Linked DNA regions of Homo sapiens: region 1 is linked to region 2. Evidence: read pairs that join two places in POLR2A ChIA-PET (ENCODE). Cell type or tissue: GM12878. All regions are shown on one strand. Links, peaks and the distances in the headings refer to the core of each region. The heading gives the core; the rest is flanking DNA.

Evidence for each region. ChIA-PET counts read pairs that join two places held together with the same protein. Peaks named below come from ENCODE experiments on the same cell type or tissue, not always from the same donor. Only the 100,000 strongest peaks of a DNase experiment are listed, where the experiment ranks them.
Region 1: POLR2A ChIA-PET joins it to region 2 with 12 read pairs; 3 of 35 experiments call an interaction of 5 or more read pairs at or near these places.

The regions. Positions count from the first base shown.
Region 1 is chr3:28,105,751-28,108,669 of GRCh38, forward strand. All of the region lies in intron 2 of LOC105377008 (a long non-coding RNA gene), which reads right to left. Among named protein-coding and RNA genes, the nearest start is that of LINC01967, 79 kb to the left of the region's middle. In GM12878, for the core only: no CTCF peak of the experiment used is centred there; no DNase peak of the experiment used is centred there.
Region 2 is chr3:27,721,925-27,724,807 of GRCh38, forward strand. It overlaps EOMES (eomesodermin), which reads right to left and starts at 399. Exons shown (of 6, transcript NM_001278182.2): 1 at 1-399. The coding sequence starts at 370. RefSeq lists a silencer at 1-34 and an enhancer at 2,580-2,883. In GM12878, for the core only: a CTCF peak has its summit at 454 (motif pointing left); no DNase peak of the experiment used is centred there; H3K4me3 peaks cover 1,101 bases; H3K27me3 peaks cover 448 bases.

The DNA of each region.
Region 1 (2,919 bases), core at 98-2,597, 380 kb after region 2:
GTTCATCTTCAAGTTCTTTGCAAAAGGGATTCACTGGAAACTGATTACTCATAGCACAGCATATCTTTATGCATTCTGAACCAAGACACTATCAAATAAAAATTCATACATAGGACTTTTTATTTGACACTTACTAAATGTTGCAATGGTGTTGAGTCTAAAATATAAATTATTTTATGTTCATTTCTTATATGATTAATTTACTTATATCTAGTTCTTGAAGTACCTCACACTTGGTGAGAGATTGGTTTTAGATAAATGAACAAATGAATGAATGAGTGAATGAATTAAAAGAGTGCATCATCTGTCAGAACTAATTCTATCTGTACTTCTTCTCTAAAGCTATATAGTCATGTACCATGTAACGATGTTTTGGTAAATGATGGACCACATGCAACTGTGGTCCCATAAGGTTATAATGGAGCTGAGGAATTCCTATTGTCTAGTGATATCATAGCAATCATAACATCATAGCACAATGTATTACTCATGTGTTTGCAATGATGCTGGTGTAAAGAAATCTATGCTGCCAGTCATACATGTATAGCAATTTTGTAGAGCACATAATACTTGACAATGATAATAAATGACTATTAGTGATTTATGTATTTATTATATAATTTATTATTATTTTAGAGTGTACTCCTTCTACTTATTAAAAAAAAGTTAACTGTAAACAGCCTGAGGCAGGTCTTTCAGCAGGTAGTAACAATGCCACAAGAAGGCATTGTTATCATAGGTGACAGCTCCATGTGTGTTATTGCCCCTGAAGACTTTCACTGGGACAAGATGTGGAGGTGGAAGACAGTGATCTTGATGATCCTGACCCTGTGTGCCTAGGCTAAACTATGTGTCTGTGTCTTAGTTTTTAACAAAAACAGTTTTAAAAAATAAAAATAACTAATAGAATAAGGAATAAGGATATAAAGACATGTTTTTGTACAGCTGTACAATGTGTTTGTGTTTTAAGCTAAGTGTTATTACAAAAGAGTTAAAAAGTAAAAATGTTACAGTAAGCTAAGAATAATTTGTTATTGGAGAAATAAAAAGGAAAATATTTTCCATAAATATAATGTAGCCTAAGTGTACAGTGCTTATGAAGTCTACAGTAGTAAACAGTAATGTCCTAGGCCTTCACGATTCACTCGCCCTTCACTCACTAGTTCACCTAGAGCAACTTCCAGTCTGGCTAGCTCCATTCATGGTAAGTCCCTTATAAAAGTAAACTATTTTTAATATTTTATACCATGTTTTTACTGCACTTCTATATTTAGATACACAAATACTAATTATTGTGTTACAGTTGCCTCACTATTTGGTACAGTAACATTCTGTACAGGTTTGTAGCCTTGGTACAAAAGGCTATACCATATAGCCTAGGTGTATAATAGGCTATACCATCTAGGTTTGTGTAAGTGCACTCCATGATGTTTACACAATAACAAAATCACTAAAAATGCACTTCTCATTAAGTGACTGTAAAACCACCATTACTACAAAAAGTTAGATGTCATTTTAAGTGTCAACTCTATTCATATCTGATGCCTAAATCACTATTCTAAGAATTCTGAGGTTGTATCCAAGTAATAAAGCAGAGAGAATGATTTCTGTCAAGGACTATTCTAGTGCTATGGTTTGGGGAACAATAGAAAGATTCTACCAGAATTCCATGGTTGCTTGGGAGCAAGTGGACAAAGCCTCATTGCATGAGGCTTTCTACAGGAAAGGGAAGAATGAACTTTGAAGAGGAAATGTAACTAACTTTACTGAGTTTCAAGCTCTGAAAGCTGGCAAACATTTTCTTCTATATATCCCTGAGAGGCTTCCTGAGTCCATTCCTGATTCTGATTAATCCATTGGTCCCGATATTATTTACTTGCCTATGTATATCTATGGGTCTGTCTGGGTGCTCCATTCAGTAGCAAGTTTCTTGAATCAGGTGAGCCCCAGGTGCCATGCATACCATAGCTGTGAATGTTAAAGAGTGGCAAAGTGTCTCCCCATAAAAAGCTATTTATAAAAACACAGTTTTGTTCTTTGAAAAAGTTAATTCTTTTGCTATAATGTTTAACATTCCTTGGAATCTCAGAAAAGAATTTTTGTGTATGGATATGGTTAATTCATCATCACAGTATCCTCTCCTTATTGATCATATCACGAAAAAAATTGAACTAAACTCTTAAATACCTCTTTCTTTTAATGAAAACTTATAATCTTTTACTCATAAAATCAGTCAGTATAAATGTTCTTTAAACAGACTTTTAGGGATAACACTTAGAAATAAATTGTCTTCTCTCTTTCATAAAACTGATTTTTTAAAAACAGAAATAAAATGTAAGTTTCTCAATTAGACGTTAACATTTTCTATCCTCTCTAAATCACATCCCTGATGAGATCCATATAAATATATGATTTTCAATACAATTTCTAGGTCAAGCAAAGTATAATGTAGTATGGCCACATCCTCCAGCTTACCAGAGAAAAGTCGAGTTATTAAGTATTACAAATATTACAAAGTACATTAAGTCAACCAGCTAATACTTACTGACCATCTACCATGGGGTAGGTACTCTTTGGTGTGAAAAGCATAGCAGTGGTTAAAGATGATGATGTTCTGCTCCCATGGAGTTTACAGGCTACATATGAGAGAGCAGCTATATAAAATGGCTGTCCTGGAAGCACTATAGGCCAGCTACCCATTAGACATTTCCTTGCTAATAGAATTTCAGTTTGGTTTGGGAAGGCATTACTACCAACATGGCTGCCCCCTTCATTTCAACCACATGATACTTCCCAGCTTTGAGCTTGGGATGGCCATGTGACCCAGTTCTAGCCAATGAGATCTACTAGGAAGTCTGCTGGTAGGGAAGTGGGTTCTTCAAAATATATTTTCATCTCTAATAACAAGAGAATAACCCC
Region 2 (2,883 bases), core at 1-2,500:
CGGCGGCGGCGGCTGCAGCGGCGGAGGGCAGCTCCTCCTCCCCGCAGGGGGAGCCCTTGCGGCCGTCCGGGGGCCCCGGCTTGGCCACTGCCGCAGCGCTGGCAAATGCGTCCCCGGCGTCGGTGTCACTAAGCATGGCCGCGGGGGCCCCTGCGCTGGCGGCTGCGGGCTCCCCGCTCACCGCCTCGCAGGAGAGACTGCCGGAAAACTTCTTGGACGCTTTGTCTAAGTCCAACTTCTGAGGAGAGGGGGCCGCGCTGGGGAGGTGGCCAGCGCTCCCGCCGCTGCCGCCTCGCGCACTCTCCAGCGGGTAGAAGTGCGCGCCAGGCAGGTTCACTGAGCTCACCAAGAGCTGCTCCCCTAACTGCATGCTTTGCAAAGCGCAGACGGCAGCTGGCTGCTTCCTCTCCTCCGGTGGCCTTATTATAAAGGCAGGATGGGGGAGCCAGCGCCCTCTTCCGAGGGGAAGGTAACTTCCCCTTCCTCCCGCGCCGGGGCTACCCACCTGCCGACTCGCGGGCCGCTACTGCGCGTACTGGCGCGCCCTGAATCCAGCGTCCTTTCCGGAAGGAAAGCGCCGTGAGTTGGAAAGCAGGAGGTGGAAACTAACCCAGAAGCCCTCTCCTTTTCCTTCCTCGTACCTCTTGCTCCTCAGGACCCCCACCCTCCTCCCAGGCTCACACGCTGGAAGAAGGTGACTTAGATCTTTGTCCCCATCCACCCACTAGCCCGCGCCTTTCTGCCCTTTTTCAATTGCCAAAGCATCGGTCAAGTTGACCACTTGGAAACTTATGGGCTGTCACTAGCTGCTTTATATATTTGCGGCCAGGGAGGGGCTTCCCGGCCTCACAGCCCGGAGACCCTCCTATTGGCTGGTGGAGGTGACACTAATTCAATTAGGCATTTACTAATTGGATCAAGTCGCCTGTGACTTTCTTTTCCTTTTTTTTTTTTTTTTTTTTTTTTTTTTTTTGAGACTGCGTCCCGCTGTGATAATCAATCCTGGTGTCTGTAATTTCGCCGGAATTTAGGGGGACAAAGTTTGGGGTCTCCATAGCGGTGTCCACCCTTGGCGCATTAGTCATCTCAGCCCTCCGCTGGAGGAATGAGATGGCTGGAGCAGATTTTAGAGGCCAGAGAGAGAAAGACTCTTCAAGCTGATAGCTTGCAGGGAAGCGCCCGTCCCGGAGGCTGGGGAAACTGGGGCAAGTTGGAGACAGGCCCAAGGAAGTCTCTTTCCTCGTCGGAAGCTGTAACTTCAAAGCACACCTTCCTCTTGTCGAAGGCAAACTCCCTGGCCTTCAACGCACAGAACCACTTTTTGTTTGTTCCCATCCTTTTACCCAGTGGGAAAGGTTTGTAGAGAGGAAACTCGCGCTAAGCTTTTGGGATTCCGGGGACGGCCAGAGCACATTGCCATCCTGGAGGACCTAAGCTCTCAGCTTCTAAATCAGAAGCTTGGACAGGGTACTGGGGACAGGACAAGAGTGAAACTAAGCGAGCTAACACCAACTTCATACTCACGCCAACACAACTGCTTTCGGGGAGACAGTCACTTTTATTCCCCACAATTTAAAATCCTTTCTGCTCAGTTTTCCTGATCCCGGATTCCGTCCCTTCACCACCATCTTCAGTTAGGCCTGACACCAAGAAACAAAGCTTCCCTAACAGCCCCACAGTTAGGATTCCCTGCGCCTCTGCTCTGCGGCAAATACAGAAGGTAGAATAATTAGTGAAATAATCAGTTTGATATTGAATTAAACTCCAGCTGCTTGTTTCTTCGCTGCGTTTCCTCAGATAGATTCAAGAGCGGGGCCGTCATATTTTATCGTTTCATTATTACGGAAGCGGGGGGCACGTTTCGTTGCGGATAAGGAGAAGCCTGAATATTCGCTGTTAATAAGCAATTACAGACGCCGCCAGTAATCGCTCCGGGAGCGCATTTTCCGGCTGAGATGTCGGGACTCTGCTTCCCCAACCGAACGCGATCACACGGGAAACTCTTCGCCCACAACAGATGAGATGGCCAAAGGATTGCTGAGTGCGCACACGCAAGTGTAGAACAGTGCGAAGCTTTCCAACCCAGTTTTCCAACCACAGCAGCACCAACATCGGCATGTCTGGGGTCTCCGAGAACGAGGTCCTTAATGCACTTAGACTCTCCAGGGCATTTATCACGGTTTTTTTTTTCTTTTTTGATGTGTGTGTTCGCGCGCTCGCGCGCTCGCGTGTGTGTGGTGGTGAAACCCAGGAGTGCGCGAAGATTTTCAGGGTCAAGGCACAGCCACAGGGGAGGGGGCAAGTTGAGACTAGTGGGCTGGGGCGGTGGCCTTGTAGGTCCTGGGACAGAGTGGCCAGGAGCAGATCGCCAGAAAGCTGGTACTGAGCGCGTTCTGCCCTGCGCTTCCTGCGTTTTGTGTCATCAGTATAGTTAGTGTTTGGCACGGCTGTTTTGATCACTACATTGTCCATGCCTTCCTCCCCTGCTTTAGTGTTATTTTGACCCAAGGAAGTCTAGAACATTGATTGTTCAAGTAGTATAGCTCTGTGAATACCTCATGACTGTCAACGTGAAGATCCCGTGAGGGGTACGCGAGCTCAAGGAAAGAAAGAGGCCGTGCAGCTTGGGCGGCTTGGACGACGTATCTATCCCTGGGCTAGCGGGTCCTGATTACTATTCGTAGGATCCTCCACATTATCCTTTACCTGAGTTGCAAGATATCTAAGGCAAAAGTAGGGATGAGAAATCTCCCTAATGTGAGACCTAATCTCACGTTATTTGGAGCTAGGGTGGCCAAAGGTACATGACAGTTTTGCGCTTTAACAAAGCAAGAAGCGGGCCTCGGCGTCCCTTCAAAATGCTTTTGACGCAGCCAGGGAAGC